Linked DNA regions of Mus musculus: region 1 is linked to region 2. Evidence: chromatin loops called from intact Hi-C (ENCODE). Cell type or tissue: heart. All regions are shown on one strand. Links, peaks and the distances in the headings refer to the core of each region. The heading gives the core; the rest is flanking DNA.

Region 1 (5,384 bases), core at 288-5,287, 85 kb after region 2:
CTTGACCTGTATGCAAGGTGCCTGAAGGACATTGTGTCGTAAGGAAGGAACAACAAGCTTAGACTGCACAGGGTACCAAAGTTCCTTATGTATCCAAGACATTATTCTCTTACATTCCTTGTTGGGAGTGTTGATCTCTGAAATGCTTTCAGGGTCAAGCTTTCATGCTCAGGAATAGAAAACATCCTTATCAAAAGGGCATTTGGTCACACCCTTGGTGCCCTTTCGTGAGCATACTTTTCTGTTCTTTATAACAAAGCACAGCTGAAAGCCCAAACCTTTAAGTTCTGCTTATCTTGTAACTGATTATAAACTGTATCTTCAATGTATTTCTTTCTTTTTCATATTTTACAATTCATAATTAAGCAAATGAGAAAGGTCATGTTTCAACACTTAAGTATTTATTCTGTCCAACATCTTATGTTACCACTCAGAAGTTTAAATATTCATGAAGCATTTAGGCATAAATACTGTTCAAGCAAGATCCCTTTTACTTTATAAGAATAACATTTCCTTCCACTGATAATTACACAATTCTTATTGGCATTTGTGACATCATCAAAATGACCTTCACCTTCTACACTGTTTATTGCTCTTCATTCTCTGTGCCCCTCCCCCCAAACAACTCTCTGGCATTAGTGCTCCATTTAGGGCTATTGTAGGCTGTATGTAGCACATATGATAGGGCAGGTTAGAAACATAAAGATTGAAAGAATATTTGGAGAGCCCTTACCCTGAAGTCTGGTTGAAGCTTCTTAAGATTTATGCCAAACACACATCTCTTTGCCTTGTGGAAACCGGTCTGTTGTTCTGGACACTTACCCATACACATAGACTACCCGAGGTACCCTAAGATTCCACATCACTGCCTTTCATCCTCATACCATCTATGTTTCTGGTAGAACTCTCTAGTCAAAGATTATGCTACTGTACACTACTTTTTTCTTATCTGTAGGCACCACATATGTGATTACCATGAATTATCCTTTATTTTGGAGTGTACTGTGGCTGCTGACTCTGCCTGCCCTGCAGATCTCAGTTCTGCCTACTTTTTACCCATTAACATTTATGGTGTTTTGAATATGTTTGGTCCAGGAAGTGGTGCTATTAGGAAGTGTGGCCTTGTTGGAGTAGGCATGGCCTGTAGCAGAAAGTGTGTCACTGTGGTTGTGGGCTTTGAGACCCTTCTCCTAACTACCTGCAAGCCAGTCTTCTCCTGTTTGCCTTTGGAACAAAATGTAGAACTCTCAGCTCCTCCAGCACCATGCCTGCCTGGATGCTGCCATGCTTCTAGCCATGATGATATAGACTGAAACACTAAACCTATAAGCGAGCCACAATTAAAAGCATCCCTCTTCTTTCCAAATCCAAAGTCCCAAAATCCACATTCTTCCAAAAAAAAGCATTGTCAGGCTTACCACAACAATACCCCAGTCCCTGGTACCAACTTCTGTCTTAGCTAGAGTTTTCATTGCTATGAAGAGACACCATGACCAAGGCAACTCTTATAAAGGACAACATTTAATTAGGGCTAGCTTGCACATTCAGAGGTTCAGTTGATTTTGATTGTGGCAGAAAGCATGACTCCACACAGGAGTAGAGTGGCTTCCAGGGAGCTAGGAGGTGGGTCTCAAAGGCCACACTGACAATGACACACTTTCTGCCACAAGTACACTCTTACTCCAACAAGGCCACATTTTCTAATAGTGCCACTCCCTGGAGCAAGCATATACAAACCACCACACCATGTTAAAGAGAAGATCCATTTTCTTTCATTCACCCAAAATCTTAACTTTTCCAACTTTTGTATGTAGAAAGAACAGCAAACACTCTACTTAAGAACACACATGCTCACATTTTGTTCTAGAATTAGTAATTCTATAAAGTACTCAACCAGCCTTTTCTAATAATTTTACATACACTTTTTTGTTAATGAATAAAGCCAAAGGAACTGTGGAAAGGAGTGAAAACTTTGGGTTTGTTTAGTAGGGGTCATTTGTCTTAGGAAAGTGGTTTTTATTTCTGTTTTAATTTCTGTAGCTATTCAGTCAATGAATATATAAAATATAAAAAAATGGATAAAACAATCTCTAATGTTGAAATTTAATATGGATCAACAATCCTCTGGCAAAAACTGTTACTTTCTGGAAAGGGTATACCTAGGGAGAGTTTAGATGTCATGTGTTTTTCAGACTTTATTTTGTTTACTTTCAGCTTTGGCATATTTGGCTTATTTATTTGACTGATTTGAGGTTTTCCCCTTTGCTTTCTCTGTTGCCTCCTACAGGGTGACTAGCTGGGGATCAGGTATGCAGAGGACAAAATCCTGACTAGGATTCTGATGGTCAGCATTTGGGGATACCAGACGTAGAGAAACCCTGTCTTGAAAAAACCAAAAGGAAAAAAAAAAAACAAGAAGAAGAAGAAGAAGAAGAAGAAGAAGAAGAAGAAGAAGAAGAAGAAGAAGAAAGAAAGAAAGAAAGAAAAAAAAAGAATTCAGAGACAGTGGCATTTTAAAGAAAACCCTATGTCTTCTTTTTGCCAAAAATCAAACATCAAGAGGAAGCTAAAATTCTTTCAAAATTAATAAATATTTAAACATTAAAGAAAAAATTCGGAACAACGATATGAACTAACCAGTACCCACCAGAGCTGTGTCTCTGGTTGCATATGTAGCAGATGATGGCCTAGTTGGCCATCAATGGGAGAAGAGGCCCTTGGTATTGCGAAGATCATATGCCCCAGTACAGGGGAATGCCAGGGCCAGGAATCGAGAGTGGGTGGGTTGGGGAGCAGGGTTGGGGGAGGGGATAGGGGGCTTTGGGGATAGCATTTGAAATGTAAATGAAGAAAACGTCTAATAAAAAATATTCATCACGATAAATAACTTTAGTGACCAAACTTACCCCATGTCTTTTTTGTCATGGTTTCACAGTAGATTAGGTTTCTTGGGCTCCACTGATCCCAGGGAAGACAACAGGTACTATTATGTGTTTGTCATTAGTTTCCTAAGGACTTTATTTGTTGTGGCTGTGTATTTTTAAGCAATCCTTAAAAACATTGCCAGAGGTTCTCACTGCTAAGGAAGGAGTCAGTGTGTAATCTACCGGTCAAAATAGTACAGATAATCTGTAAAGTTTTCACATTTTTGATCAATTACACTGGTTTATCTCACCTTGGTATTACAGTACTAACATTCAAAATGAAGTATTTACAAACAATTTTTTATCTAATAGTCGTAATTATAAATATGGGTAGGAAAGTTATGAAGCTTTCCTGAACCCTGGCTACCAGAATGTACTGCAGATGCTTGTGACCTGCAGCCACTATGACAGCACTGCTTACTCCAATCACTGCAAGACAAACCTTCGAGACAGCAGCAGAACACTTCCCCACTTGTGACATCTAGTGGTGGAGAATGTGAATGACAAGTCCTTATTCAAGAGAAGAAAATCTGGCAATGTCAAAGGAGCTTTACTTAGGTTCATCCTCTAAAACTATACGAGAGCACACCTTATTCTCCAGCAGAGATTGGTTGGCAACCCAGGAACCAAGAATATTAAAATAATACATATTCATATTATTTATAATATATACATACTTTTCTGTCTGCCAAAGTACACCGAGGCTCAGAAATAATATCTAAAAATAAGAAATGAAAAGCTGGCACTTATCACTGATCTAGTCTTTCCTTCAAAAAAGAAATAAAATGAAGTCACAGACATCCTCAGAATAGCATCTTGACACACAGCAGTGGGAAACCACATTCGGATAGAATCTTGAGGCCAAAAACTAGGCCTTTCAGGATGCTGGTTTCATAGAAAAGCAGCCAGGCTTCGACATCAACTCGGTGTTAGAGCATCTCCATGGCCTCAGCCTGACTAGTTGCTGTCCTTTTAGTGTTTAAGCCCTCTGACTTTGAATAAATTATCTCATTATATTTAGTCCTCAAAACAACTCTGGGTAAGTCTACTGCTTCATCTATTTTTGTAAGTGAATATGCAAAGTCTCTGGAGACTAAAGACAATTTGCATAGTTTTACAGGTAGAAAAATCACATGGTTGACAACTGAGTTCATGTTTCTTTGGCATCAGGGGCATTTTTTTCCCATATCACTAGAATCCATATGCTGCTTTTTATTAATTAACTAATGATCCTTTTTGTTTCCTGTTTGTTTGTTTCCCAGCACTTTCCTGCTTCCTTGCTATCTTACTCTGCAGCACATATTCTGGGCTCTTTGCATCAGATGAAAACTGAAAATGATGGCAAACACTGCTGTGTTCCAGTGTTGTAAGTTAAGAAATTAGGGGAATTGGTGTGTGTAGATAATGTACAGGAAGGATTTATGAGATAGGGTTTAGGAAACTAGGTCTAATTTTTCCCATGTCTTTAGAGGTAGAGAGAAAAGACACAGTCCTTGGGAAAGGCTGTTTTAATTACTCATTGCTGTGACAAAATGTTTCACAAAAGCAACTTAAAGACAGAGAGATTTATTGGGACTTACAGTCCTAATGATACCATGCATCATGGTGGCAGGAGACAGCTGGTCACACTGTGTCCACCGTCAAGAAACAAAGAGTAATGAATAGGTGTCCTTAGTTTGCTTTTTCCTTATAATTAAGTCTGGGCTACTAGCTCAAGAATTGGTAACACAGACATTTAGGGTGGATCTTTCCATTCCAATTAACTAATCTACAAATGCAGGCACAGACTTTCCTAACACTTGTGTACTGGCTGGTTTTGTGTGTCAACTTGACACAGCTGGAGTTATCACAAAGAAAGGAGCTTCAGTTGATGAAATGCCTCCATAAGATCCAGCTGTGGGGCATTTTCTCAATTAGTGATCAAGAGGGAAAAGCCCCTTGTGGGTGGGACAATCTCTGGGCTGGGAGTCTTAGGCTCTATAAAAGAGCAGGCTGAGCAAGCCAGGGGAAGTAAGCCAGTAAAGAACATCCCTCCATGGCCTCTGCATCAGCTCCTGGTTCCTGACCTGTTTGAGTTGCAGTCCTGACTTCCTTGGTGATGAACAGCAGTATGGAAGTGTAAGCTGAATAAACCCTTTCCTCCCCAACTTGCTTCTTGATCAGGATGTTTGTGCAGGAATAGAAACCCTGACTAAGACAACTTGTTTCCATGGTCAGTCTAAATCCCACCCAGTGAAGAATCGGGATTGATCATCACAGATTTTGCACCTTTCTCCTTGTCAAAATGTCATGGAAAAGGGGCATATGCTGGGCCCTTTGCCTCTACAGCTAGAAGTAGGAAACGATTTGCTGTCTATATGAGAATCTTGCACTTCCTCTGGCTAGCTGATGGATCCACCAAATCAATTTAGACCATGTGATATTCCAAAATTACCAAGTTAAACACATGAGAACTATCTG
Region 2 (5,384 bases), core at 127-5,126:
TGAGCAGCGAAGATGCACTAGACAAGTTAGTCAGGCCTGCCTTCACGAAATAAGAACCCTCCTGTTCAGGAGTTCCGGGTTTGGGTTTCCTGTTTTTCCTTGTTTGGCCCTGGGACCCACACAGTGACAAAAACTACCCACTCACTAAGTCCTCTTTCATGAATGTCACCAAATTGTAGTCTAAGTTTAACAGCGATGAATGGAGAACCAGGGCCCTCGCTCATGTAAATCGAGATGTCTTTCCTTAGTCTTGCCAGCAATGGGTCATTTTCCATAAGACAAAAATAATATCAATACTTTACATGGCCACCATTCGATAGAGAATAAATCTTCTCTTTACTCTGTGAGTGCTGGGAAGAGACGGTCTGAAAGTCTGCTACCCTGAGTGTAGTAGACGTTCCCTCAGGAATTACAAAGCAGTTACAGTTCTGAAGTCTACTGGTGACTTCAGGGTGCTGGGCAGACACAATCCTATGAGGGAATTTGGAGCAACTCTCTGAAGTGGTGTGATGGGGCTGGAGCTGGCTTGTGTGTTCAAAATTCTGGATGATGTCTTGACGCACTCGAGGGGATCGAGAAGGTGAATTTTGGAATTAAGATTCCTAGCAATGGTTCCCAAAGAAAGCCAAGCTTTTGGTTTTTTGGTTTTGTTTTGGCTTATTTTGGTTTGGTTTTAGGTGTTTTGTTTGTTTGTTTGTTTGCTTTTAATGCCAAATGATACCGCACCTCTTTTAAGATCTGTTCGTTTGCTTGCTTGCTTGTTTGCATGCTTGCTTGCTTTTGTCTCTCTATGACACTGAAAATTAAACTCTGGCTCTTACTCATGCTAGGCAAGCACATTGCTACACTAAGAGGCTCTTTGTAAAACAAAACAAACGGCCATAAAATAAAAATAAATTAGAAAAAGACTGGACTCTGTTCCATCAGGATAACAAAATATTCCCTTCTACCTGCTAGTTCTAAAGTTCCTGGAAACTCCAATTAAATTGAATCATTTCTACAGTCTTATATATATATGTGTATATGAAGTATACATGTATATGAAGACTCAGTCTTCATATTACATACATGACTCTTTCTTGTTCTTGTTTTGAGGGTCACCTCTTTCAAGCATCCATCTTTTCATTCAGAAAACTTTACTGAGTACTAGCTATATCAGGCATTGTAGCAGCATCATATACCATAACTCTGTCTCATACTTTACATGAGGAAAATCCATCATAAAAATAATTAGAATGTTGAAATTGATGGTACTGGGCCTAAAGCATTACAGAATCCTGAAGTATATTTTGAATAATAGAAACAAGCCCAAAAGATCTAGACACCTACTTCTGATAGAGTCAATTTTGAAGCTGTATCTTTAAAAGTTGTTTCCATTTTAATTAGCAGAGGTGATGAGGACTGTGGCACTTGGTAGTGTGGGCACAGTTACATCTCAGAAAATAGTCATGATACCCTGCACCCCAGCAGGCCTGGGTTTCTGACAGTATGTTGTTCAGACTAACAGAAAAAAAGCAAACTTGCATCTGCGCACCCGGGCTGCCTTCTAGTTTACAACTAAAATCAAACTGAGCAAGGAAGATTTAGTGCTTATGGTTTGCACCAGGCATGTCTCATGCTAGGTGCTACACAGTAATTAGTGCAAGGCATTCTCAAATAAGTGGAGAAGGCAGGTGACATATATCATGAATCACAACTGCAACCTACCAAAGAAGTGGGACTTGCCTTCCCCTGTCTCTATGTCTCCTTCATTGCACTTATCCAAACTTTGCAGCCCCTTGTAAACTACCCGAAACTGAGATCAATGCTCTCCGCACTCCCACTCCCCGGGTATCAGTTGTTTATCTAGTTGACTGACTTCTTCGCCACATCTAAGAATGAATGAGTTCTACTCATGCATCTACAGTTCAAGCCCTTTATCTCTTAAAGTAAATGTTTTGCTTTAAGTGAAAGAATTTAAAGCATCTGGAGGCATCTCTTGCTTGCCCTGAAGGGGATAATTTCAGAGTCTTCAATCTCTGAGTTGTCACTGTTCCTTGTGAGAGTTCCCTCAAGGCCTGTTTGTAAGACCTCAAAGAACTCTGCCTCCTGGTGACCACTGGATGCCTTGAGTTGAGCCAGATCAGCTCTTCCAGCAAGTTGAGGCAGAGATGTCTCCACTTCTACCCCCAAGGCATCCAAAACCCTTGGTGCTGGGAATCCCTGCTCACTTTGTCATTACCCTTTCAGTTCTTTACCCTTCAAAGCAGAGCTTTGATTGTGACCCAGTGACAGAGGGAGTACTCAGATATTTGTGTGCTGTAGGTCCAGCTGTAGTGAGTAGAGATGGTAGTAAATATAGTAGATTCAAGGTTTAGTATATAATAAACTCCACAGAGTCAGGAAGCTGGAACATAAGAGATAGAATGCAAAGCAGCCATCATGTTGAAAATTTGGTTCACAGCCAAAAATGATCAGATCTGCCAAGTTTTAGTATTAGGTACAATTGATTTAGAAAATGTGTCACACTGATATATTTGAATGTGAAAATACATTTTCTAAATAAATAAATAAATATCACAGTAAAACTCTGCCTTGCCTTTACAAAATTAGGCTTGATTAACATAAGATATATATTTTATTATGTATCTTGAATTAATTTAAATTCATTTTGAAAAGTTTATGTGTATGATTTTTGCCTGCATGCAGGTCTGCATATTTCTGCAGTGCCTGCAGCAGCCAGAAGATGGCATCAGAGCTTCTGCACTAGAGGTTACAGATTTTTTTTTTTTAATACTTGTTAGAGCATGTCACAGTAGTTTGGCGTTCCTCTAAGACGCTGTTCTGAGCCAGCACTCTTTAGAACCTAGAGGAGCAAACTCACTGACCTTTCTTACCCACCTATCTGGGCCATACAATACCTGACTCTGAGTAGCACCCACTGGAGGGCTCAACAGGGACAATGCCCAACCTTCAGTATCCAGTCCTCTCTTGATCTTCTTTTCCATCACTGCCAAATTCATAAATTCTCCTCAGATTCAAATAATTATTATAGCAGTCAATTCCATTTTTGAATGAATTTTAAAAATAAATGAGCTTAACTTTCAATAAATATCTAAATAATTTCAACAAATCTCTAAATCAAAAAACAACAACAACAAACACAACAGGGAGTGGGGCTGGGGATGGGAATAGAAGGTTGGTGTCAGAGCACTTTCCTGGCAGTTGGGAGGCCCTGGATAAGATCTAACACTACCATCAAAAACAAAAACAATAAAAGAACAAGGAAGATAGCAAACAAATAAAAAACAGTACTGAAAGTAAGGAATCAGTTCAGAGTTCTTTGCCCTAAAAGGTGCAGGAGAGGGTGTAGGAGAGGGTACAGAAGAGGATGCAGTAGAACATGCAGGAGAGGATACAGTAGAGGGTGCAGGAGAGGGTACAGAAGAGGATGCAGTAGAAGATGCAGGAGAGGATACAGTAGAGGGAGCACTACAAGGTACAGTAGAGGGTACAGTGGGGAGTGCAGTAGGGGTGCAGTGGCGGGTTCACTAGAGGGAGCACTGACAGGGTTAGGGAGAGAATTCTAGGAGGATGAGAGCATTCAAGAAAAAATGACCATAGGAGGAGACAATAAAAAATTCTTGGTGAAAATAGTGAGTGGAATTTAGGAAATGCCTCTGGGGACAGGCAAACTGAATCAATATGTATGTCACTGGCAGAAGTCAGGCTGGAAATGGAGATTTTGAACCTTTAGCATTAAACTGCTAATTTTTTTTAAGTCATTTAGAGGAAAGATGGAGAGCACGTTCAGGATGCAAGGGAAAGCTAAATCCCGGGGGGGGGGGGGGGGAACGACTGGTAGAGAGACTTCTGCCATGTAGACTGTGTCATGCTTGTTTGGATTCTGAGGTTTGAACCCACGGCCTCACAAATGTGAGGAAAGCCTCCTGCTGCTCATCCACGACCTGGGCTGCATGTATCCTTTTAGCTTTGGCTTCTCTCTTATCCACTGTAAATGTTCCTCCAGTTGAGGAATTGTTGACATTCCTTCTATGCTCCCCCCAACAGTTACCTAGCAACAGCCAGGTAGGCCTGGCTTGCTATAAAAGGGACTGTTTGGCCTCTCTGACTCTTTCTGACTCTCTGTCCCTTCTCTCCCCTGCCCTCCATTCCCCTTTCTCTCTCCTCTCCCCCCGCCCCCCAGCCCTCCACATTTTCCTGGCCATTCTTTCCCTCCCCATCCCTCCATCTCTCTCTCTCTCTCTCTCTCTCTCTCTCTCTCTCTCTCTCTCTCTCTCTCTCTCACACACACACACACACACACACACACTGTCCTTCTCTGTCCCCTCTCTTTTTCTGCCTCTACTGCCTTAACTCCCCTTCCCATTTTCCGTGTCCCCAAATAACCTCTATTCTATACTAGAGTACTATACACTATATACTATGCTAGTATAGCTTGTACCTCAGGTAGAGGGATACCTCAGCATAGACCGGCTGAGGTACCCCCTCCCACCAAACCATAGCTAGCCCTGTTTTTATAAAAATACACCAGTAACAGCATCGTTCCATCATTCCCTGCATCTCGCAGTCCCCATCAACCCTCTGCACAGACAAGATGCCAGACATTTTTGCTGAATTAAATGAAATTAAAGTGGCATTTCCAAGCCTTGATGCTCTAATGACAGATTGTCATAATGATAACTCTGAATAAGACCTCAAAATGCCTGCATCGTAGCTATTTATTCAATTTCATCCAACTTTAAATATACGTTGTTGCATTCTGTTGTTTAAAAATCAGCAATCCATGTGTGGCACAGATGGTAATTCACCAGAGTATTTGATTTACCATACCCACAGTGTTTACTTTGACGTATGTATAAATTGCCCACAGGACGGAGTGTAGGTCAAGGACACTCAGCAGCCCATTCACTAGTTCCTGGATTCTCAAGACTTCTGTTTTAAGTCAAATTTAGAGTCCATATGCTTAATTTCTCTTGTCTTCTCAACAAATTATATTTCTTTCTAATTCTTCACCCAATGAATTACCAGATATACGACCATGAATAATTGAACAATTTTAATGTAAGCATGTCTGAAAATTGTATGGAACAAAAATATCTTGTGCATCCGAGATTCAAGTTTAACTGAATGTTCTGCTCTCTCCCCCTCCCCTGTGTGTGCGTGTGTGCGTGTGTGTGTGTGCATGTGTGTGTGCATGTGTGTGTGTGTGTGCGTGTGTGTGTGTGTGTGCGTGTGTGCGTGTGTGTGTGTGCATGTGTGCATGTGTATGTGTGTGTGCATGTGTGTGTGTGTGTGTGCATGTGTGTGTGTGTGTGCATGTGTGTGTGTGTGTGCATGTGTGTGTGTGTGCATGTGTGTGTGTGTGCATGTGTGTGTGCATG

Evidence for each region. A loop is a pair of places that touch in the nucleus more often than their neighbours do. Peaks named below come from ENCODE experiments on the same cell type or tissue, not always from the same donor. Only the 100,000 strongest peaks of a DNase experiment are listed, where the experiment ranks them.
Region 1: a loop joins it to region 2, with 15 times the contacts of the local background. A loop is called at or near these places in 18 of 42 quality-filtered maps.

Annotation. Positions count from the first base shown.
Region 1 is chr13:89,630,961-89,636,344 of GRCm38, forward strand. No RefSeq gene overlaps it. Among named protein-coding and RNA genes, the nearest start is that of Hapln1, 93 kb to the left of the region's middle. In heart, for the core only: a CTCF peak has its summit at 3,413 (motif pointing left); no DNase peak of the experiment used is centred there.
Region 2 is chr13:89,545,673-89,551,056 of GRCm38, forward strand. The region is part of intron 1 of Hapln1 (hyaluronan and proteoglycan link protein 1); the gene reads left to right. Among named protein-coding and RNA genes, the nearest start is that of Hapln1, 7.7 kb to the left of the region's middle. In heart, for the core only: a CTCF peak has its summit at 2,702 (motif pointing right); no DNase peak of the experiment used is centred there; H3K27ac peaks cover 271 bases.